Linked DNA regions of Mus musculus: all the other regions are linked to region 2. Evidence: chromatin loops called from intact Hi-C (ENCODE). Cell type or tissue: heart. All regions are shown on one strand.

Region 1 (8,000 bases), 83 kb after region 2:
CCATGCTCTATCTTTTTAAAATGTATTTTATTTTAGTAATGTGTGTATTGGTGTGGGCACATGCCAGCCTGGGCTATAGGGTGACGTCTAGGCTAACCTGAGCTATCGGGTGAATGAAACCCTGTTAAGGAAAAGAAAAGACTGGTGATATAAAGAAATTATAAATGATTTCTGATCTTTTGGTTGTGAGCCTGGCTTTCAACAGCTGTACCATCTCTCCAGCCCAGCAATTCTAATTAAATGTGTATATATATATATATATATATATATATATATATATATATATATGAACAAAAGTACACATGAGGAATGGGGAATTCACAGAGAGAAAGTTATACTGCTTACAGTTTCACGGAAACTTGGGATGAAGCAAATGGCCTTGTAAGAAAACAGAAACAGCTAGCGCTTTAGAAGATATGGAAACCACACACAAGGCGTAGGTGTGCTGGCGCAGGTCGGCTCCTACGGAGTCCCAGGTTCAGGCCTGGGATCTAAGGCAAGGAAACCATGCCCAGTTCCTTGGTGTTTCAAACCTCTGGAAAGCACAGGAAAAGGCGGGATCTTTCTGAATCACGGGAGCCTGGTTCTCCAGCTAGCTGAGGCTGTGACCTTTAAGGGAGGTGGATCTCATTAGAGGGCCCCAGTCACGGCTTTACACTTCATATCCATGACGTCTCTAATTTGGCCATGCTAAGCCTCAATTTCCTTATCTACAAAGGGTCTCACAGAAGAGCCCGTCCTAGGGGTTGTTTGTATGGTTGTGACGGTTCATATAAAGTACTTACGTGTCAACTGTTATTAAGAAAATGAAATTATAAACTACTCAGCTCCAACAATCTTAAAAACATAGCAGCCAATAAAGGCAAGTACTGTGTAGTAAACAATAGTGTGCTCTGGCAAGGTCTGGTTGATGCTGAGACCGAGAGGCTGGTTCACCTTATGGAGCTTAGCGATATTGTTTATTCCATCAATATGGAAGCATACTGTATAATTAGCCCATCCCAGCTGAAGATGAACTTGATCCGTGCAGAGAGCCATCACCAATAAAATCTGTTCGAAACCCCCCTGACAGAATTTTAATTAAAGCATATATTTTTTTGGTTGGTTGGTTTTTTGTTTGTTTGTTAGTTTGTTTTTGAGACAGAGGTTTTCTGTACGACATCCCTAACTGCCCTGAAGTTGAATTGTAGACCAGACTGTCCTCAAACTCAGAGACCCACTTGCCTCTGCCTACCAAATGCTGGGATTGAAGCCATGTGCCACCATGCCTGGCCCTAAAGTATATCTTAAAACAACAACAACAACCACCACCACCACCACAACAACAAAAACACTGTGTTTATGATGAATAGAGGTCTTCACATTAAAATCAGGGGCAAGAAAAATAATTCCCGCTATGACTGCTGCTATTTAACAAGAAATGGTAAAACATCAGTAGTATTGGTGTTGTATGAAGGTTAAGGAACTGGACCCGTGCGTTTTGGACTCTGACAGTGACCGTGGAAGGACAGTTCTAAACACGGATGGCACTGGCTGACGTTCTCTGTGAGATTCCCTGCTTGTGGTGTCCAGGTTCCCAAGTGTGATAGTGTTACCGTGATGATGGTTTTATATATAGATAACAGAGGTTTCATTATACCAGATGATTGTAAAGATATCTCAGAACCAGGCTGCTGAATGTCCCCAGGGGTTGGGTTTAGCAAACCTGTGTGGTGACATATAGTCTTGGACCTGTTTTCTGGAATATGTTTGCTAAGCTCTGTTGAGTGGCGACTGTGACTGTGTTCTGAGTTGAAAGCGTGGGTCCGGCACTGGGGGTTGGGAGAGGCTGGACTTGGGCTTTTCCTCAGTCTCCCCTGGTGAGATCCAGGAACTGGCATCCAGAGTCAGAGTGACATGAGACGGTTTGTCAGCAGAGGAGCCGCTCAGACTAGATTGGCTAGGGCCCAAGGCACAGTCTGTGCTCTACACTGCCTGGGCTTCTGCGGTTGGAGGCTGTCTTGGTTATTTTTCTATTGTGACAAAACACGGTGAACAAGGCAGCTTATAAAAGAAAACATTTCCCTGAGGGCTCATGGTTCCAGAAGGTTAGAGTCTGTGATCTTGACATTGGGGAGCATGGCCCAGGAGCATGCTCCTGAGAGTTCACAGCTGATCCATGGTTCAAGGTGTTTTGTTTTTTCTTTTCTTTTTTCTTTTCTTTTCTTTTCTTTTTTTTTTCTTTTTTCTTTTTTTTTTTTTTTTTTTTTTTTTTTTTGAGACAGGGTTTCTCTGTGTAGCCCTGGCTGTCCTGGAACTCATTTTGTAGACCAGGCTGGCCTCAAACTCAGAAATCCACCTGCCTCTGCCTCCCAAGTGCTGGGACTAAAGGTGTGTGCCAACATGCACAGCCACTTGAGGTATTTTAAAATTTGGAATAGAATGGGCTTTTGTAACCTCAAAACCCACCTCAGTGACATACCTCCTCCAAGAAGGTCACATCCCCAAATCCTTCCCAAACTGTCCCATCAACTGGAGACGAAGCCTCCAAATACATGAGCCTGTGTGGGCCATTCTTTCAGAGTCACATCGTGGGGAAGAGGGCTGGCATTGCGATCTGAAGGGCTTGTGTTCCTTACGGCGGTGACCGATTGTATCTTTAGATAACACCTTGACTGTATTTGTTGACATGCCAACCTTCATTATGTTCTATCTCATCTGGAACAGCTTTCTAACATCTCCACCTGTTTTCCCCCAGAGACCTCTGGGCACCTACCCAGATGAACACTTCACAGAGGAGGCCCCACGGCAGAGCATCGCAGCCTTCCAGAACTGCCTGGCCCAGATCTCAAAGGACATCAGGGAGCGCAACCAGAGCCTGGCACTGCCCTATGCCTACTTGGATCCTCCACTCATTGAGAACAGTGTTTCCATTTGAGTCCCACTTGGAGCCATCCCAGAGGAAAGGAAGTTACAACTAAGGGGAAGGCTAACTCCCTAGGGCCTTCTAGGCCTCTTTAATCTCAGTTTGGACCTTCTCCTCTGCCCATGGGACCACGATGGCCTTGACATTATATCAATGTGCCCTGAGCTGTGAGGGACCAGTACAGCAGTGTTCAGGGTGAAAGCCGCTAACTAAAGTCAAATGCACAATAGAACCCATGCCCTTCTAACGTGTGGAATCCTCTCCCACATCAGGTTGCTCAGCTTGAGTTTCTGAGCTCTCTTTCCACATCCCAGTTAAACCCACTCCCATCCTATTGTCTGTCTTTGAGCCCAGTGACTTCAATAAAAGCTAACGTATTTGGCTCTCATTTCCTTTGTTTTGATGATGATGATGATGGTGGTGGTGATGGCGATATGGTGATAGTGATATGGGGTGGACCAAGTTGGAGTGGGTAGAAGTCCTGGGGTGAGGAGCAAGAGTGAATCTGTGGGCCATCTTTTAGGAGTCAGGCACCTTCCCTGCTCACTCTACTGTCCAGTCTACTGTTCCTACCTTTACTTCCTGGAGTGAAGCATCCAGATCGGAAGGAATAGCTGGACCCAGGGCATTTTCAGGAAGAGACTAGGCATTTTGCAAAGGCTCTGAGCCCAGGCTTTTTTTCTGGGCGTGCTACTGTTAGTGGTACCACTTATATCCGGTTCTGCTCCTGGACACGTACAGAGCTCATCCCTGGCCTTCTTGTGCACTGGTGGAGTCACATGTAGAACTTTGGGCTGACTTACGTGCAGAAGTGGTGTTATCATCTCCAGACTTCACGGAGACGGTCCAGAATTCTCTGCTTCTGCATTCTGGTAGCTGATATTATAGAAGTGACACAGCCTGTCCGTGTGTCTGAGGGACTTGAAGGGAGGCGCATCTGGCTGAGTTGGATGTTGTGAAGCTGCTGAAATCTGTGAGACGGCTGAATTATTGTGGAGTAATCACTCCCCCCCCCCCACACACACACCTGGTCTGGATGAAGCTGAAGTCTCCCTTTCCCCTTTCAGTCACATCATCTTTAAACATGAAGGTCTGTGAGCCTGGAGCCACTGCCCAGAGCTCTCCCCAGATGCTCTTCACTGTCTGTCCTGCCATGTAGCCCGTGCTGGCTCCAAGTCATGTAGCCCATGCTGGCCCCAAGCCATGAATCATTCCGCAGCTGCCTCCCAATTCTGGCAAGCGGTCTCCTTTGCTCCGAGTGACAGGGGAATCAGCTTTAGAGTCAGATGAATTAGTGGTAACTCTGTGCCCTCTACCAGGGCCTTCGGTGGCTGAGGGCTTTAGTAGGCTGCACAGGGCTCTTGACTCTATCCCAGACCATTATCAGCTTCGGTGAAGAGCCTTCAGCTGAAATGTTCAAATAAGGAGTGTCTCCCAGAGCCCGGAGAGTGCACTACCGGCTTCCTTTCCTCATTTTCTTCTAGTCTCAGAATCTCTGGATTCAAACAAACCCCTTGTCTCATTGGAGTCATGTGTGTATGTGTGTGTGTATGGTATGTATGTGGTATATGGATGTACATGTGTGTGAGCTGTGTGTGTGGTGTGTGTGGTGTGTGTATTTATATGTGTGTGGTGTGTGTATGATGTGTATGTGGTGTGTGTATATATGTGTTTTGTGTGTGTGTGTGTGTGTGTGTTTGTGTGTGTTGATGAACAAACTGTGCCAAACACTGGATTGTCTCTCCCTGATTCCAGAAGAGTGGAATTCCCACACTACTGCATAGAAGAGGTGTTTGGAGCATATATATTCTCTCTGAAGAGCCCAGTGATTTTGCTAAAAAAAACCATCCTGGTTTGTTTTGCTTTAGCGCTAAGAAACTCTAGGGGTGCCCTCTTGTGGCCAGCTGGGCTAAGACGGGAGGAAAATAGAGACCCCTTTAACTCCAACCTTGATCAGGCCACTGCACAGGCAGCTATCTCCCCAGTGCAGCACCTCATGCGGCATCAAGACTCCATCAGAAGGCATACGAGCCCTGCGAAATGCTCCTGAGCAGGAGAGGGAAGGACTAGGGTGGGTCACGGGAATCCGGTTCCTCAAAAAGCCAACTCTGGAGATTTATTGGGAAGACACACCTGGCGGTGTGGAGGACTTCTGCCCGACTCGGCATGTCTGAGGGGAGATGCAGGAGAGGCTCAGCCTGCACCTCTGTCTAATGGGGTTGTTCCGGCACGGAGGCTGGATTCCCCACCAGTGGGGAAATCGTCACACGTGCCGGTCTCTTCTCTGTGGGCTTTGAGCAAGTTTCCCCGGAACAGAGGTCCCAGAGAAATGGGAGTCGGAAGAAGCCCTGGAAAGTCCCTCCCTGAACTGGTGTTCTGGGATCTGTTTGACTCATGACTGACTCCCTACCTTTGCTCTCAACATCAGAGAAGCAACGGAGAATTCCCCAAGCTGACTCCTGCTTTCAGTTAATGGAGCGATGGACAAACTCCACATCAACAGAGGAGTACTTACAGATGGTGGCAAATGTAGTCAGAAACACAAACCAGATGGCACGCGCTGGTGTGACTGGTGGGGAGGGATTAGGTGTGGTGGCTGGCAAAGGTCTGCCAAGGATGTGACACTGGAGACCAGACCCAGACCTCAAGACAAAGACAAACAATGAACCAAACAAACGAGCAGACAAACAAACAAACAAACAACCAACAAACAAACCACTCTGAAAACAGTTTGGAGGGGGAGTGTTACAAATCAAGGGCACATGTTCCAGAAACAGAATGGAAGCCAAAGTGGCTACAACAAGATGTTGAGTCACACAGGTTCCCGTCTACGGTTAGAAGGGCGATGCTTTTTGAGCAAGAGACAGGTATGATTTGATTTTGTCCTCTTTGTCCCAGAGGAGTGGGGCCCCAGGGGATTGTTATCAGCCTTTCAGGCTTGGGGTGAGGCAAGGTCTGGGGGGTGCCCCAACAGTGAGGACCTAGCTCCTAGTGTAGGTGGGTGCCAGGAGCCTCCCCTGCGAATGTGCATCTATTCCAGGGCCTCTCACGTTTGCTGGTCCCACCCCTGGTCCAGGAGAACCAGTTCTTCAGTGAGCACCTACCCAGAGTTATGCATCCAAGTTTGGGTCACAAACGGGGAGTGTCCATTCATATCCGTATGCCTAATCCCATCCAAGTCCCCAGCTTCAGTCCTGGCCCCATCTTCCTGGCCACACTCACGTATTTTACTACACCTGTCTCTTATCTTTTTTCTCCTGAGAAACATAAGTCTCACCTGAGGCTTGAAGCTGGATCAAACCCAGAGGGGTCACTCTAGCTTTTGGGGTAAATGAGTTGGCTTAGAGGAGATTTTTCTTATTATTTATTATTTATTTATTTATTTTTAAGACGGGGTGTCTCTGTGTAGCCCTGGCTGTCCTGAAACTCGCTCTGTAGACCAGGCTAGACCAGGCTGGCCTCAGATACAGCTATCCACCTGTTTCTGCCTTCTGAGAGCTGGGGTGAAAGGTGTGTGCCACCATCTCCTAGCTTTATTTTGAGACTTGTTGCTACTGGGTCATGATTGGAGACAGCTTTTTAAGGGGAGAAATAATTCTTTCTATGCAAAGCCACCCATCTTCTTTTATACCTCAGTAACATTCTGTCTCTCTCCCAAGCCTCTCCTACCCAGTCCTCTAGGATACCCACGAGCCTCTACCTCCTCATTCCCACGTACCCAATACTCATTTACTATGAGATTAGGTTACATTTGGGCCTCTTATCCTTCCTTAGTGCCCTAGGATCTGGAATCCCCAGGGACCCTGGGATGCCATTCCCCAAGTCCCCAGCCTCAGTTTACCCCCTCCAGCAGCACTCTCACTAGCAGACCCCTGGAGGCACAGTCTCCAGGGCGGGGGAGTGGCTAGGAAATTTTGCATGGATTGCTACTGAGATGCACATTTGCATATTCAGGTCCTCTGTATCCACAGAGTCATGAGGGTGGCTGAACACAGCCCAGGAGGGCGGGCCTGACCGGCCTAACAGCTCCTGTCCTCAGCCCAGGATGGCCTTGTGCCTAGGGGGACGAAACAGCCTGCCAGTCATCCAGGAGTTTGGGCTATGACCTTCCTCCTCAGTATTCTCTTCTTCACCCTTCTCCTTAACCCATTCCTGGCCTCCACCACTCCTGAATGTAGTTTAACCTAGCTTTACTCTGTGAGTCTTCACCTACCCCCAGCTCTCTCTCTCTCTCTCTCTCTCTCTCTCTCTCTCTCTCTCTCTCTCTCTCTCTCTCTCTCTTCTCCTCCTCCTCCTCCTCGTCTCCTTCTCCTTCTCCTTCTCCTTCTCCTTCTCCTTCTCCTTCTCCTTCTCCTTCTCCTTCTCCTTCTCCTTCTCCTTCTCCTTCTCCTTCTCCTTCTCCTTCTCCTTCTCCTTCTCCTTCTCCTTCTCCTTCTCCTTCTCCTTCTCCTTCTCCTTCTTCTTCTTCTTCTTCTTCTTCTTCTTCTTCTTCGTTGTTCAAGACAGGGTTTCTCTGTGTAGTCCTGGCTGTCCTGGAACTTGCTCTGTAGACCAGGCTGGCCTTAAACTCAGAGATCCACCTGCCTCTGCCTCCAAGCATTAAAGGCGTGTGCCGCCGCCACCATCCAGTTACCATTATCTTATTGCTAATCCACCCAGTCATTACGTTCCGGGGCTAGATAGCTCAGTGGTTAAGAGCACAAACTGTTCTTCCAGAGGACTTGAGTTTGATCCCCAGCATCCATGTCAAATATCTCCTAACCACTTACCTGTTCCTGGTGCATCTAATACCTCTAGACTCCAGAGGCAGCCCCTTATGACTAAAAATAAAACAGATCTTTAAAAAAAATACCAAGACTCATATTTCAAGAGCCTCCTTGATATCATGTAACATGGCAGGAGACTGGGAGAAAGACAAACCAAGTAAGTTACAGGCTACATGATTAAGTACGGTAGGTAAATGGATACAAAACAAAGATGGTGGCTGTACAACTAAGAACCATTTATAGTTAAATTGAGCCTTCCTTACAAAAGCCACAGTTTATTTTCATTTTCTTTTCTTTTCCAATGTGGGGATCAAATCCTGGGCTTGAAC
Region 2 (8,000 bases):
AGTCCATCGCCTTAACCACTCGGCCACCTCGTCCACACGACTCGAGTGCAGTTTGGCTTCTCTGAGACCTCAACTCTCACTCCTGACGAGTAGGCTTTGCATTTGTAAACAATTGTATTCATAACTGCAGAACGAACTAGCAGAACAATAGTGGATCTACCTCTCGGCAGCTGAGAACACTGAACGCTCCAATTGCGGTTGGCTGGTCTTGAGAGTCCTGCTCTCTGCCCAGAATTACCTTGACTATCCGCAAGAAAATACTCGCGAGATATACTAACCAGGAGGCATCAAGATTTGTCTCCTGAGCTTTCCCATTCTTGTTTTTTTAAGAGTTGTTTCTTCTTTGATCATTGGGACAAAAATAAAAGAAGCTAAAGAAAAGTAAGAAAAAAAAAAAAAAGAGCTGACCCCGACGTGATTTGAACACGCAACCTTCTGATCTGGAGTCAGACGCGCTACCGTTGCGCCACGAGGCCGGCCGGCCACGGCTGTGAACAGGGCACCTCATGACTATTGCAGGGAGCCACCCCACCCACCCACTTGTCCCTAGTGATTTTGGGGCTCTCTGGAAACCCAAAGAATGGAGCGTCTCCCCTAGAAGGAAGACCCACAGACTGAACTGTTCAGAGCGAGCAGCTTTACACCTCTTGCTCCATGGCCTCCCCACCCTGTCCCTGGAACGGACGGGCCTGGGGAGCTGGAAAAGAAACGGGAGGGAGAAGAAAGTGAAGAATGAGTCCCCCTTTTCAGTTTGGCCTGATGTGGCGCGTGCAGAGGGCCGGGGAAAAAGAAGGAGAGGAAGGGGAGAGGAGTATCTGGGTCCGAAATTGTGAGCAAGGTTCAGGAGCCGTCAGGCTCTGTTGAGAGCCGGGGCGAGGGAACGTGTGCAGCCAAAGGGGAGAAGACTCGCCCCTGACGACAGACTGATGGAGTAGGGAGACCAACCAACTGGTGTCCTTCTGGATCCAGTTAAGACCAAACTTTAACAGTCTGATCGCGGAGCACGGCCACTGCTTGTCCTTGTGCTCTCCTGCCACTTGACCTCACAAGACTCCGGGGACAGAGTGGGGAGGCCATTGGAGCAAGAGGTGTAAAGCTGCTTGCTCCGAACAGTTCAGTTTTTGTATACAGTGTCGCACAATGCCCAAGTTGTTGCCATTGGTCTTGGATTCCTTTGGCTTCAGCCTTCCCAGAGCTAAAACTAACTTTAAAGTTCTGGTTGCTTTCTGATTTTTGAGACAGGATACCATATACTATTACTCTATAGCTCTGGTTGGCATGAACTCCCTATGTAGGGATGGCCTTAATTTTCAGCAATCCTCCTGCCTCAGCCTCAAATGGCTGGGAAGACAAGCACGTGCCTCCAGTTTATTTTTCTTTTATTTCTCCCTCCCTCCTGTGCTCTATCCTCCTTCTCCTCCCCCATCCCCTTTCCTTCCCTTCTTCTGGTCTAGGAGTGAACTAGCGGCCTCTTTCATGCTAAGCCAGTGAGCTCTGTCCCTAGCACCTGCTGGATCATTTTCAAATGTCTAAACTCACTACGTCTAAACCCCAAATGTCTGTGTGCGTGAACTATGGTGTTGCTTGTAGGTCTTTCGATTTTTTTTTTTTTTTTTTTTTGCCTGTTTGACCCTCACATACCACTCAGGACTCAATTCCCAACAGCCTTCATTCCACGAGCAGTGCCTTTCTCCCATCTAGCCCACAATGGCACAATATTCCCTGTGTTGTTTTGAGGGGGGTCTCCCACTGTGGCCCACTGGCCTAGGACTCAATCCCGCTGCCTCACGCTCTCAGGTGCTGACACTGTTTCTTGTTAAATTGCCCTGGCTAGCGTTGAATCTGTTCTGCAGTCCAAGCAGGCCTTGGATTTGCATTCTCTTGCACTCTACCCTTGGAGCTGGGATTCTAGGCCTGGGCCATTAGGCCCTGCTAGAAATGCTACATTTTAGTTGTCTGAGACTAGCCTGGACCCTCTGTCAAATGGGGAGGGAGCAGGGAAGGGAGAGAGGGAGGGAGGGAGGGAGAGAGGGAGGGAGGGAGGGAGGGAGGGAGGGAGAACACTGAGTGTAGTAGCTTACCTGCACCAGAAGTATTTGAGAAGTGGAGGCAGAATGGGGAGTTTACAGGCTAAGGATTTGTCTCAAAAAATATCTAGAGATAATAAAATATTTTCTTGGGAAGCAGCACAGCTCTTTTCCCTATGGAAACCATAGGACGATAACACTTTGTCCCATAAAAAAGGATCGCTTAGATTTTACTGATAAATTGGTTTTGTTTAGGAAGAAACAACCCTTGGTTCATGCTCTTTATTTTTTATTTTATTTTTTTTGGTTTTGTTGTTGTTGTTGTTTCAAGACAGGGTTTCTCTGTGTAGCCCTGACTGTCCTGGAACTCACTCTGTAGACCAGGCTGGCCTTGAACTCAGAAATCTGCCTGTCTTGGCCCATGCTCTTAATCCCAGCACTCAGGAGACAGATGCAGGGATTCTGTGAGCTGGAGGCCAGCCCGAGATATATATGTATATGTATGTGTATGTATATATATTTTTTCCAGGCCTGCCCCTGCCAAGGGCCATATTGTAAGACCCTGTCTTAAAATAGCACAAAAACAACCTTTTATTTTCCATCACAATAATAGTGAGTGAAGAATAAAGACCTGGGTGTGGTGGCAAGGTTTGTAATGCCTGCACTAGGGGAAGGTGAGGGAGAATAATCTCAAATTCAAGGACAACCTGGGTTACTTAGTGAGACGATGTCTGGAAAAAAACAAAACCAGAACCTAAAAAAACCCCAAACTCCGGTGGTGGTGGTGGTGATGGTGGTGGTGGTGGTGGTTGCGGTATACCAGTACTATGGTCAAGATTACTTCAGGGCTAGCCTTGGCTATACTTCAAGCTTCAGGCCAGGTTGCTTGTTTTTGATGGAGGAGTAAGTTAAAAACTAATAAAATGATTCATGTGCAATAAAAGGGGGGCACAGAGATCTCTAGGCAGCGCAGTCTTGTAAACTTTGCTTTTGAAATCATGTACATGTTTAATATCATTAAAAGATGAAATTGAAAGAGTTACGATGGCAGCCGGGAAGCACGCACTTGACTCAGACCACGTGCCAGTTTGCAGGCAGCTCCGCGATGGGCTGGCAGCTCAGGCCTGAGCTCTGCGGGCAGTCCCACGTGAACTGCCAGCTCTGCCTACCATGTGGGTGCTCCGCGACACCGCGGAGCCTGGAGGAAGAAGAGGAGGTACAGCAGCGTCTGCTGTGGGTCACTGCCACTGGAGCAATAGAGGACAAGCAAAGCAGGCGAAAGCATAAAGACAACCTAGATCACACACACACACACACACACACACACACACACAAGCACACACACACACACACACGCACACAAGCACACACACGCACGCACGCACGGCACAGGAAGGTTCTGACCAGGTAGATGCCACCCCTGGGTTCCAGGAGGTCTGGATGCTCCCCGCAGGCAGGCTCCCACATATAGGGGAAAGCACTGTTATCTGATCGGCGGGAAGGGCAGGTCGTTAGTGGTGGCACAGCAGTCTCTGCACTTGTCGCTTGCAGCGGCCTCCACTGTGATGCCAGGCTGCTCTAGGACAGGCTGCCAAAGTGAATCCATTCCTAGCAACGGATCTGGGGATCAACCCACTAAACCCAGGGTGAAGCTGGTGCCCGACATGTGTCGCCAACACACCGCCAGCATGCGTTGAATGGAATGCCTGTACCCAAACTCCACAAGTAACTGTCTGAGGAAACAATTCCCCAGGCCCTGGCAGTGCCCCACATTCAGTGATGTAGACTCTTTTGTTCCCTCCTAACAGAGGCAATTTGAACTCTCAGATAATATTTGGGGTGACTTTTCTTGATTTCTGTTTTTATAATCCTAGACTTATCTCCCTCCCTCCCTCTTCTTTCTAGGAGAAGCCAATTGAAGAACACCGGGCTCCTGTAGTGCCACCTACGGCCACAGGGTGGCACTGAAACTCAGAAACAGCTTTTCTAGGGCAGGCTTCTGAGAACCAAGGTCGTGGAAAAAGTGAGGACAGTTGTACAAAGCTCACTTCGTCTCATTACCGTATAACATGAAGTGTGACTACCTAGTTTCTACCATCGAGTAGGCCCCTTAGGCTGGAAGCCTACTATAATCAGAAAAACCCAAACATCCAGACGCTAGAACCTGGATCCCACAGCCAGGCCCAGACCTTTTTCCTCTAAATTTCTCTCATAGAGAGGCGTCAGGGCACATTCCAGAGATCCCAGAACTTGAGAGGCTGAGACAGGAAAACTACCAAGAGTAGGCCATTCTACAGCACACAGTGAACTTCAGGCTAGACAGAGCTACAGTGTGAGACCCTGTCTTTAAAAAAAAAAAAATTCAGTATTTCTTGATCTCTTAATTGTCTTACTCCAATCCACCTGCTCGATTCCATCCTGACTCAAGCCCCAATCTATCACATGTTTCTTTCACATCTTCCTCATTCATCTTCTACTTAAAATGTTTTCCATGTTGCAGAGAACACAAATCTGACTATGCCTCTGGTCATATCTGTAGAAGCTGAGAAAGCTAAGCTCTCATCCACTTCTCCAACATCGGTCTGATCTCTCCTCCTGCTTCCTTAAGCTTCAGAGTCCCTGGCTTCCTTTCTGTCTGGCAAACACACACAGCTTATCTAGCCCTGGCTCCTCCCTTGTCTGGAACGCTGTTTCCACAGATCTCCCCGCAGGGCTGACTCCTGCTCTTGGATCTTTGGAAATCCTCCAACGCATGTCCGCATGTCCTAGCCTTTCCTCACCCTTAGTTTATGATACAGCTTCTTCTGCCTGGAGATAGTTGCCAGCTACACCCTCACCCAACACAGCTTCAAAAATCACAGGCAGGGAGAAGACACTGTTCCGTGCTTTCATCTTGTCTGTGCCCTAAGTGAGTTGGTACATTTTATAGCATCCTAACTTCTGTGATGGAGAATACAAAAAACTCACCTCTCATTAGAAAACAAAGAAGAAGAAGAAGAAGAAGAAGAAGAAGAAGAAGAAGAAGGAGAAGAAGAAGAAGAAGAAGAAGAAGAAGAAGAAGAAGAAGAAGAAGTAGTAGTAGTAAATAAATGTAGTTATAAGTGGTGATGAACACTTTTGACCCCAACACTCTGAAAACAGAGGCAGGAGGGTCTCTGTGAGTTCGGGGGCCAGCCTGATCTACAAATGTGAATTCTAGGAAAGCTGGCAGTACATAGTGAGACACTGTCTCAAAAACAAAACAAAACAAAACAAAACAAAGCAAAAAAAAAAAAACCCAACCAAACAAAAATGGCTATCTTGAGGTACCTTAATTAAAATAATTAACAGTCTTATTTTTAAAGACTTTTTTGAGACAGGATTTCACTGTGTACCCTACAGACCTGTCTGCCTCTGCCTCCTGAGTGCTAGGACTGAAGCTGTGTACCACCATGCCTGGAGATTTATTTTAAATATTGTGTATGTGCATTGAGTGTGAGTCCTTGTGTGTGTTTGTGTGTGTGTATGTGTGTGTTGAGTGTGATTGTGTGTGGTGTGTTAAGTGTGAGTATGAGTGTATGTGTGAGTGTGTGTGCATGTGTGTGTTGAGTGTGTGTGTGTGTGTGTGTGTGTGTGTAGTTTCCAGAAGAGGGCACTGGATCTGGAGATACAAGAAGTTGTAAGCAGCACCATACGAGTGCTGGGAACTGAATTTAACAAGAGTATTCTGTGCTCTTTCTTTCAACAGAGGGTTTCTGTGTAGCCTTGGCTGTCCTGCTTTGTAGACCAGGCTGGCCTTGAACTCACAGAGATCTGTCTGCCTCTGCCTCCTGAGTGCTAGGATTAACACCTGGTGCAAGGATTAATCACTAAGCCATTTCTACATTTTTTTTTGTAGAGACATTTTAGTTTTTTCCTTTTATTGAGCTGACTATATAACCTAGCATGACCTTGAATTTCTAAACCTCTTTCCCCCACCTCCCAAATGCTGGGACTATAGGTGTTTCCCCCTATCCAGCTTAAGACTCAATTTTATATGAAAAAGTTATAGTTTCACCATATAGGAGCTTGAGTGGAGCTCAGTAGTAAAGTAATCATTTAGCGTGGTCCATACCCTGTGTTTGATCCCCAGTGCAGCCCACAGGCAGAAGCTTCAATAAGTAGGAGCTGAATATATAAGGACATTCAATGCTATAGATTATTCTTTGTGTTTTAGAATGCCATTCTCTGCGTTGATAATACTATAGGGTCTCAGAAGGGAAGATGGGAGGATGGCTCAGTGGAGGGTGCTTACCTACCTATATGTAAGAGGCCTGGAGCTTATCTCCAATACTGAAAAAAAAAATCAGGAAATTACATGATTACAATGCTGTTGTTTAAGTTACAAACCCTATACAAAACTTGCCAAGCATCTCACCTCAGTCTTTTATAATAAAAGGGGGCGAGGGGGGGGCAATTCTTTTGCCTGGTTTGGGATCTCAGGTTCAGTTAGACACCCCCCTACCCCCCGTTCATTTAGAAGACCTCCAGTCTGTCTTTCATGACCTTTAACTGGCTTAGGAAAGGGAACCCCATGTATTACTTTAGGGAGACAGAATCATTTCTTCTTCTTCTTCTTCTTCTTCTTCTTCTTCTTCCTCCTCCTCCTCCTCCTCCTCCTCCTCCACCTCCTTCCTCTCTCTCTCTGCCAATTCCTTGAAACAAAAATTTAAGAAGTATCTATTTTCAAAGCTTCCCTTTGATATTATTCTAGTATTATCTTTTAATTTAAAAAAATTATAGCACGCATTACCTCGCTGGGTTTTGTTCTTGTTTTGGCTGTTATCAATCTCCCCACCTAGAATATAACCTGGAGGGACTTTATCGAGGTACTCTCAGATTTGGGGCACAGTGCCTGGCATCTGGGAGACATCAAATATTTGTTGAATAGATGAAATCCCTCTGGTCCTGAGCCTTGTCTTTTGGGCTGGTTTAGAGGCACAAAGAAAAAGGAATGGAGGGACCAGAGAGTGCAAGTGGGATGGGAGGTCCATTGACATGGGACTTGATTGTGAACTGGAAAGTGCTGAGAACTTTCCGATTCTCCGATCTGCAGGGATTTCATCCGAAGCCCCAAATCGGTCACATCACCCTAAGAAGAGGTTCTTGGTCTGTAACTGAGCAATGTCCGGGGCCTAACAACTCAGAGCAAGAGTGAAATCGGTGGTGGGTCAGCGTCCCAGCCTAGGCTAAGCGCAAGCAGTTCCAGTCCCCCGCTCCATTCTTCACCCTTTCAGATCCCCTCGGTTCCCGAGGCAGTCACCTCACCCACATCCAATTTTAACCATCCCAAGGCTGCTCATTTCTGCACTCGGCAAATCTCTCATGACACGGAGACAAGTTATTTAGGAAGAAATTAGAGTCATTCTTCGGCAAAGTTTTGCTCTAGGGCGGAAGGGGGAGTCCTCTGACAACCAGGGGCTAGGGGACTTAGCCTGACCCTGGGACAAGCTCGGTGCATCAGCCTCTCCTCGTTCGTCCCCTCGACTCCTAGCGCCCAAGGCAGTGAGTGGGAAGCACAGGAGAAGGGAGGATTTGGTGGTTCTGGCTGCATCCTCTTGGGTCCATCAACGGCTCACGTACCGCGCCTATAGACGTTGGTAGAGGGAGCAGCACTATCGCGAGACTTCCGAAAGCAGCAGCGTGGCGCTTGCGGACGCAGTTACCATGGCAGCCGGGCGGCGCCCGAGCGCGCGGGAAGGACACTTAAGTAGAGAGGTCTGGCCTGCTTGCTCAGGGAGACTTGATGAGTGACCCACCCCAGACTTCCAACCTCAAAACCCACGGCCTCCACTCGAGGCCCCCGAGGCCATGGGTCGGATCTCCGGGCTCGTGCCCTCTCGGTTCCTGACGCTCTTGGCTCATCTGGTGGTTGTCATCACGTTGTTCTGGTCCCGGGTAAGACGCGGACAGGGCGCGCGTGCGCGTGCCCTCCTGGCCCTCCCATTCTCATCT
Region 3 (8,000 bases), 50 kb after region 2:
CCTTTTTGTGGGAGGGAAGAAGGGAAGGTTGAAACACAGTAGCTCAGGATGGCCTCAAATTCATTATACTCACTATGTAGTCCAGGTTAGCCTTTGAATCACAATGATCTTTCTACCTTAGCCTCCAAAGTGTTGGGATTGCACACATGAGCTTCCCGTCCTTTCCCTCACCAACAGAGAGGGATACTTCTAATATATAAACCGAGGAGGAAGGGGTGGAGGCTGGCTCACATCTCTACTCTTCCATCCAGGTTGAGACCAGCTTGGGTGCCATAGTGAGAGTTGGTTTCAAACACAGTACAATTCTAATCAGCTTTCTGAAAACACAGCACCAAGGGCTCAGGCTACAGCCAGTAGAGTAGTTCTTGCCTCTTGGGAAAAAGCCCTGGGGTCCAATCTCCAGATCCAGGGGGAAAAAAAAAAAAGCATGAATCTGATTCCATGAGTTCAGTGGGTGGTGTCAATAGAAACTCATTTTTTTTGGAACTGTACTATTTGTACTGTATGTGCAAATAGAAATGAATTCTCACATACACAGTTTTATAGCTCTTTATGTTATGGGGACTCTGCATGGAACAGCCCCAAGGGGGTCAGTGTAGTGGATTTCAAAGAAAAAATTACGAATATTCATGAGGCGAGTACATATTGTATAAATATTCACGACATGAGTGGCATAATCATAGAAGAAAGTGACCCCTTTCTCCCCTCTCAAATAATAATGAACCAATTCCTCCATGAACCTCACAAAAAGGTGTGTGTGTGTGTCAAAACCACGAGGCACGTGATATTCTAGTGACATCAAGCTTTTGAGGATGCAAAGCCTTCATCAAAGCATCTGTGTGTCTGAAGGCTCTTTTGGCTCAGTTCCTGATGTCGTAGGAACAATCTAACTTCATCTTCAGGGATGTCTAACCACAAAGGGGTCTCTGACAATGCAGCCCCCCCAGTTCCTCCCTCATACCCTCTACCTACCAGACACCATCTCCCTTAAAGCAAAGACACGCTGGTAGGCATCAGAACATAAAACAAAACACATAAAACACACACACATACACACACACACACACACACACACACACACAACCCTCTAGCCATCAGCCAAGAAATGCCATTCTCTGCTAACGTGAACCAAGGAATGCTCTTTGGGTAAAAGGATGATTCAGAGCTGGGGATGAAGTTATCAGTTAATTTTGGATTGCTTTGGTGTGCCAAAAAGGAAGAAAGCAGTCAAGGAATAGCCAGCTGATAAGTAACAAAAAGACTGTGTGAGCTGTGAGTGTACCCAACTGAGCTACCACTGTCTAGGCTAGCTGAGGGTAACATGATTTCAGGGCTGGGGATGTGGCTAATTTGCTAGAGTGCTTGCCTAACATGTGCAAAGGGCTTCGAGACCCATGACTTCATGAAACTGGGTGAAGGTGCAAGTTTTTAAATGCAGTTACTTGCGAGGTGGAGTCAAGAAGGACACAAGTTCAAAGTCATTAGAGGCTTCACGCGACCTTGATTCAAATAAATAAACAAATAAAACTAATCATTATTAATGTTTTTGTTTGTCCTTCTTGAGACAGGGCTTTGCTGTCTTGGAAACTTATTATGTAGACCAGGTTGGCCTTGAATTCACAGAAATCCTCTTGCCTCTGCCTCCCGAGTGCCACCACATTGGGCTGACTTAGTCTTTCTATTGTAGGTCTGGCTATTCTGGATCTCCCCTTTGTAAACTAGGCTATGTAAATCGTAGAGCTCTGCCTGCCTCTTCCTCCTGAGGTGTGTGCATCGCAACCAACTCTAAATAAATGATTGTGTAACAGAGTGTGTAGTTCAATAGTTCATTGGATAAAATACAAGCTGAACATTTCTAGCCAACATAAATAGCTGAGAGTACAGAACAAAAATCATTCTCTCTCTCTCTCTCTCTCTCTCTTTCTCTCTCTCTCTCTCTCTCTCTCTCTCCTCCCACCCCTCTGGAGGCATGGTCTCATGTAGCTCAGGCTGGCCTCAAACTCCTCATGTAGTGGAGAAGATCTTGATTTCCTGATTTTGCAGCCTCTGCCTCTCAAGTGCTAGGACTCTAGGCATCACCGCATCCAGACACCCCATTCTTCTAGAGTGAGGCTTTGCAGAATCACAGTTCTTACCCTCTGCTCCCTTTCTCTGTCTTTTCTCCATCATACCTACTGACTGCCAAATAAGAGTTTATGTAATGCATATGGACTGTGTCCCCACAAAAGCAGAAGCCTTTTGTTCAGAGCTGTCTCTGTGGGGCCTGGAACAGAGCAGGTCGGCTAACTATGTACTGTGGCAGGCAGCATTCAACTTTTGTAGCTGTGGTCTTTAAAGTTTGTAAGTGCTTTCCAGTGGAGACCCGTCCTCAAAACAAACAACAACAAGGAGAGAAAGGAGGGAGGAAGAGGAAGAAAGCAATAAAAAAAGAAAAGAAAAAAGTGTTCCTTTCTATTTTATCTGAGATTCCCCCAGTTTAGTTTTGAATCATAGAACAAAAGACCGAGAAGTTAGGCCACAGTTACTTTATGAGCCCAGAACGCTCCCCTGCTTTGCTGTTTTGACTGAGAGATTGAGTGTTCTTGCTTTCTAAGGATACAGAAACAGCTGTCTAGGAACATCCCCGATTCAGGACCTAGGGCATCCTAAGGAGACCACTTTCCCTTTGAAGAACTAAAGGAGAAGAAGAAGGAGCTTGAAAGCCAGGCCTGGGGAGCTGCCCTGCAGGCTAGGGGAAGTTAAGAGGACCACCAGCTGCTCCTAGTCTTCCTTTCACCTTCTGCATCCCTAGAGGCCTACATGTGGCCATGTGCTGCCCTCCTCCGAACTTCAGTGCGGCCCACCATAGAGCAAGCGTAGGGAGACATAGATGCCTGTATATGCCTGTACTGTTAGTATATAGCCATAGCATGTCCTCTCTGGACGGAGGCTTGTGACCTTCAGAGAAATCCTACTCATACCCTCAAACAAAGGTACCACACACAGCCACATCTTCACATCTGTCAGGGCAAGGAGCTGGAGTCCAATCACCCAGTTCATTCAGCTGGTCTCCCTGAAGGGTAACCTTAGGCTGGAGGGCCTGAGAAGCACATAGTGTTTATTTCTATTTTTTATTTTTCAAGACAGGGTTTCTCTTTGTAACACTGGCTGTCCCAGAACTCAGAGATGCTCCTGCCTCTGCCTTCCAAGTCCTGGGATTAAAAGTGTGTGCTGCCACTGCCTAATGTACATAAAATGTAAAAGAAAAAAAAAACTAGGCATAATAAGTAATATTTAGAACAAAGCAAAGAATGTAATGATTTCTATCTTTTAAAAATTGGCTCTGGGCCACTTCCGTGGTACACTCCGGAAGGTAGAGTCAGGCAGCTGTCTGAGTTTGAGGCCAGTCTGGTCTATAGGGCAAGTTCCAGGACAGCCAGGAGTACACAGATAAACCCTGTCTCAAAAAATAAAAATAAAAATAGAAGTTGACCAATAGAGGGGGAAACTCTGGGTTCAACCCTCAATACTAATGGAAAATAATTCTGACAAACTATCAGTGAGGTAAAACAGCAAGAAAAGCAAGACCCTGTCTCAGAAATGGGTACAACGATGACTGTGATGATAACTGATAGCCAGTAAGTTATCATCACACTGACATGAAATGCCAGAAAAGCAACCTAACTCCTGGTAGACCTCCACAATATTCTCAGCAGACTGCCTACCTACTTTGTATATTTTTCTTGGTGTGTATGTGCAATTTACAGAGTTCTATAGGCCCTATGAACACCTTGTTGGAACTTTCCCCAGACTGTTTTCGGGGGTCCCTCATTTGCATTAGCATCATGGTGAATCAGCCTTGCACTTGAAGTTCTTCTGCTCCCCCCACCCCCTGCGTCCCACCGCCCCTTAAAAGCTTTCAGCCTACTGGGAAAGCCTATTTTCTTAAACCAGTAGGTTTGTTTTTTCACTTTTCAAAATGAGCCTTTCTCATCAAATGGCCTGCCTATAGCACTTCTGAGGCCCGTGGGGATAACCAGGAGCTGGGGTGGGGCTGGAGATGGGTGAGTTGATGTCTGATGGGGGTGGGGAATCAGCTTCAGTAGCAGGGAAGACCCCTTTTCCATCGAGTGGTCGGGAGATGGAGGGTATGATGTTGGGAAAAGTGGGGTTCTCTAACTGCTACTCTTTCTTACAGAACAATGGCTCAAACTAGGATGCCAACTTGAAAGTAGTCTTTGTTGCCAAGCCAAGGCTGGTCTTGAATTCTCCACTGCACTTAGACTAACCCCCAAGCTTGGAATAGGCTATGCCTGACATTATCTATCTATCTATCTATCTATCTATCTATCTATCTATCTATCTATCTATCTATCTATCTATCTATCTTATATTTCATCTTACACCTGCCATCCCCAAATTCTCTGTTCCGGGTTCTCTTTCTCTACCACCAGCAGATCTCTTTTCTATAGGATTTGTTCGTTTTGCTTGGACTCATGGCTGACCCCGGGGAGATATTATCCCCACCGTGAAGTTGCCTCTGACTACTTCGACCGAACTAGTACTTCACTGTCACGTCTTTGCACTTATCCTTACAACCATTTGAAATTATCCTATTCTGCCTTCTTGGATGTTTCCGGTCTTCACACCACCATCCCCGTCAAAATGGACGTTTCAGGGGCGCTCTGAGCCGGTGTAACCCGAAAGCCTAACAAGAGTGGTCACAAAGCAGGCACACACAGATTTAGGCTGAGTGGGCAAATGTACCAGTTGGGCTCACAGAGATGCCAAGATGCGGTTTCCTTTTCTCCTAGGGCCATGGCCCCTGCTTGGAACCGAGAAGGGAGAGTTGTTACTGACACATTCCGAGACCAGGCTGAAACGTTTAGGAGACAGCCCAGAGAGGAGAAGAAGGCTTAAACCGGAATTGAGACTGTGAGAGCCTGAGAAGGCAGGGAGGAGGGGCACAGAAGGTGGCGGAGCGCTCCGGAGGGGAGCGGAAAGCCAGCGCGGGGCGTCAGGGCCCCCGGGTCGCTCACAAGTGGCCCCAGCAGGTGACCGTGCCGGGTCCCGCCTTTCCCGGGCGCGGCGCGTGCGGGATCAAAGCTGCCGGCAAGGGGCGGGCCAGGGAGCTGCAGGGAACTGGGGGTGCGAGCGTGGGAGCGCAGGGTTGCCGGAGGCGACAGGGACCAGGAAAGACGACGAGGTAGCCCGGAGAGGCCCAGAGAGGGAGCAGCAGAAGGATGTGAGACTCAGAAGCCGGAAAGTACACTCTAGACCCGGAGAGACCCCAGCAGAAGTCTCCGAGAGACCTGAAAAAACTATCAGAGAGATGGAGTCGCTGGAAGTGCTCAGGGACCAGTAAAACCGGAAAACTGGAATGCCCAGGACTGAATATGGGGAAAAGGTGCTTCAGAGAACAGAAAATGAAAGGGAGAGAGAGGAAGAGGGAAAGACCTGGAAGACCTGGCCCTCCCCTGCTGAGGAAGGAGAGAACTCTTGGGCAGTGATCCCAGCTCCGTGTCCTTTCTCAGGGTTGCGCCTCAGGGAGTGTGGACAAAGATGTGTGTCGAGGCAGCCAGAACTCCCGAGGGTTAGGGGTAGATTGTGAGGACCTGCGGAGTCAGAGAATAATTTTGGAACGTCCAAGCCGGCCACAGAAACAAAACACTACATATCAGTTTTGGTTAAAATGTTAAAGCGCAAGAATAATACTTGCTTGATGTGCTGTCAATTTAACTTTTTCCTAGTTGAGGTAGACGGAAAAAAAAAAAAAGAAAAAAGCTAGAACTGTGCATTGGCCGGGAATCGAACCCGGGCCTCCCGCGTGGCAGGCGAGAATTCTACCACTGAACCACCAATGCAGACAAGGAGAGAGGTCATAATAAGCCTATGTGAACTTCTCAGAGGCAGATCCAATCCTACTTCTAGGTGTGGGAAAAGGTTGTAGAGAATCATTGAGGTGGGTGGAGCGTCAGGCCATTTTTTTCTCTCCGTTGGATCCGGCCACCGGGCCATAAAGTCATTCCATATGGCCAGGGGCGGCCCCACACCCGGGTGCAAACTGCCTCAGGCCCCGAGCCTCACGTGCAGGTGAGAAAAACTCAACCCCAATCCTGGTTCCCAAGGAGGGGGGCGGTGGGGCCTGCTGGGACCACACATCTGTGCTTCCATTTGGCTGAAGTAGGGGAAGGTGGGATGTACTGAGGGCCCTAACCCCAAATGGGTGCCTCCTTTCTCAAGTACCGGGCCCCTCCTGCTCTGCCTTTGGCAAGGCAGCCTCTTGCCAGAAAACCCTCTCAGGATGTGGAGGGCCTCTGGGAAGGGGTTCCACTTTGTCTCTGACTCCACAGCTATCTTCTGGCTCGGTTTGTAGCCCTGTCTTTATTATGTCCTTTCCCCAGGCCTTCTTGTCGTGTTAAATTTCGATTTTACCTTCTCAGGCACTTCGCCCTGAAGTCTCCAGGTGTTGACATATCCATCCTTCTGAGAGGTCATGCTCTTTGTTTGAGGTGGGTGAAGATCCCATTTTGCAACCAAACCTTTCTTGTCCCTTTAGCAAATCTCACGTCTCCCTGCTCCCCTACAGTCCCTAGAGGCCTCCAGAGCGCCCACCAACTGGTGCACTCTATGTTTTCCTGCCAGCTGTACTCCTGAATTTAGTTTTAAACCAAGTTCTTGTAAACGGAAAGGTATCGCTTCTCGGCCTCTTGGCTAACTAAGATCAAGGGTAGTGAATGGAAAGATTTCTTCACTCACGTATACTTCAAGGATTTTTTTCCCCCTAGAAGTTTCCTTTGTCCTCCCTTAGTCCAGCCATCCTTAGGAAAATCTGTTCCCGGGGACTCAAGTCACAGTATCTATAGAGTCAGTTTGGCGGCAGATTCTCCTTATTACTACGTCTGCAGGGATAAGTACTGGAGTTATTGTGGGAATTGAGTAGAAGAGACAGATACAACGGCGCCGTCTTTTCCCACAGCCAGCCAGTAGAATCCGGTAGATCTGCTCTGCACCTTTAGGGGTTGGGAGAAGATTATAATATTCAGCCTGGAGGCAGAAGCATGCCAACATTTATTTCAGGGTTGGTGGGGCTATAGTGAACCTCCAAGAAATCTACTAGTCTAGGAGACCCCCAAATTTCATGCCTAAGTGATTTCTTCCCAGTTCACTTAGACTCTCTTCCCCTAATAATCTCCTCCCTCCAGTTGGGTCCCGCCTTATTATACAGCTTTATGGTCCTTAAACCAGCCTGTGGCCCCTTCCTCCCCTCACTTCCCACATTTGGGGCTAGTTCCTCCCCTTCCCCTCCCCCTTCACTCCCTGCCTTTCCGGGAGCCTCGTGCCGGGGTCCTTGAGCTGGGCATCTAGGGGCTGAAGGGGGCGGGGCCGGGCCCTAGCCCTCCTACCCTGCAGCGGCGGGATATAAGGATCTAGGCAGCACGCGCTGAGTCCACCGAAGGGTCCGGAGGAGCAATGGTCACCCGGGAGCGAGCTGAGAATAGGGACGGCCCCAAGGTGAGAGGTGGGAAGGGAGGGAAATAGGGTCCCTGTTCAGGCCAGAGGACTTAAAGGTTCTAACTCTGTGGGCTAGGAATGAGGATGGAGACACAAGAGTGAAAAGACCGAAAGAACCTGTAAAGTATAAAGAGGGCAGGGTCAGAGCCCAACTTGCGCGGGCTGCGGAAGCGGAGGTCTAGGGGTTTGCATTATTGTGGGCTAAGGCTTGTGGCTAGGAAAGTGCCAGAATTTGGGCATCGTGGCCTATTCTAGGGCTCGGGAAGCTGGGGCAGGTGGATTATCGCAAGTTCGAGGCCACAGAGTGCACCCCTACCGAAAAAACAAACAAACAAACAAACAAAAACCAAACCAAAATAAAACAAACAAACAAAACCCCACGAAGCTATACTATAACATGAGATAAGCTAGAGGCCATAGCTGGTGGAGGAGGGTGGAAACAAAAATAGAGGAAAGGCTATGGACGCTGTCTGTAAGCGCCTGGGAACCCACATCTGACTCAAAGA

The links. Peaks named below come from ENCODE experiments on the same cell type or tissue, not always from the same donor. Only the 100,000 strongest peaks of a DNase experiment are listed, where the experiment ranks them.
Region 1: it touches region 2 in a loop (12-fold over the local background); 6 of 42 quality-filtered maps call a loop at or near these places.
Region 3: a loop joins it to region 2, with 4 times the contacts of the local background. A loop is called at or near these places in 35 of 42 quality-filtered maps.

Annotation. Positions count from the first base shown.
Region 1 is chr11:69,145,823-69,153,822 of GRCm38, forward strand. It overlaps Aloxe3 (arachidonate lipoxygenase 3), which reads left to right. Exons shown (of 15, transcript NM_011786.2): 15 at 2,738-3,293. The coding sequence ends at 2,917. Among named protein-coding and RNA genes, the nearest start is that of Alox12b, 7.2 kb to the right of the region's middle. In heart, a CTCF peak has its summit at 4,815 (motif pointing left); no DNase peak of the experiment used is centred here; H3K4me3 peaks cover 743 bases; H3K27ac peaks cover 369 bases; H3K27me3 peaks cover 2,620 bases.
Region 2 is chr11:69,063,091-69,071,090 of GRCm38, forward strand. It overlaps Tmem107 (transmembrane protein 107), which reads left to right and starts at 7,719. Exons shown (of 5, transcript NM_025838.2): 1 at 7,719-7,943. The coding sequence starts at 7,857. It overlaps n-TSgct3 (a tRNA gene), which reads right to left and starts at 33; the gene lies at 1-33. It overlaps n-TWcca6 (a tRNA gene), which reads right to left and starts at 476; the gene lies at 405-476. In heart, a CTCF peak has its summit at 7,677; DNase peaks (open chromatin) are centred at 51, 631, 3,981, 7,701 and 3 weaker places; H3K4me3 peaks cover 5,226 bases; H3K27ac peaks cover 4,393 bases.
Region 3 is chr11:69,113,022-69,121,021 of GRCm38, forward strand. It overlaps Hes7 (hes family bHLH transcription factor 7), which reads left to right and starts at 7,432. Exons shown (of 4, transcript NM_033041.4): 1 at 7,432-7,494. The coding sequence starts at 7,453. It overlaps n-TGgcc5 (a tRNA gene), which reads right to left and starts at 5,843; the gene lies at 5,773-5,843. It also overlaps 9130213A22Rik. In heart, no CTCF peak of the experiment used is centred here; DNase peaks (open chromatin) are centred at 4,980, 5,520, 6,030, 7,380 and 2 weaker places; H3K4me3 peaks cover 4,078 bases; H3K27ac peaks cover 2,950 bases.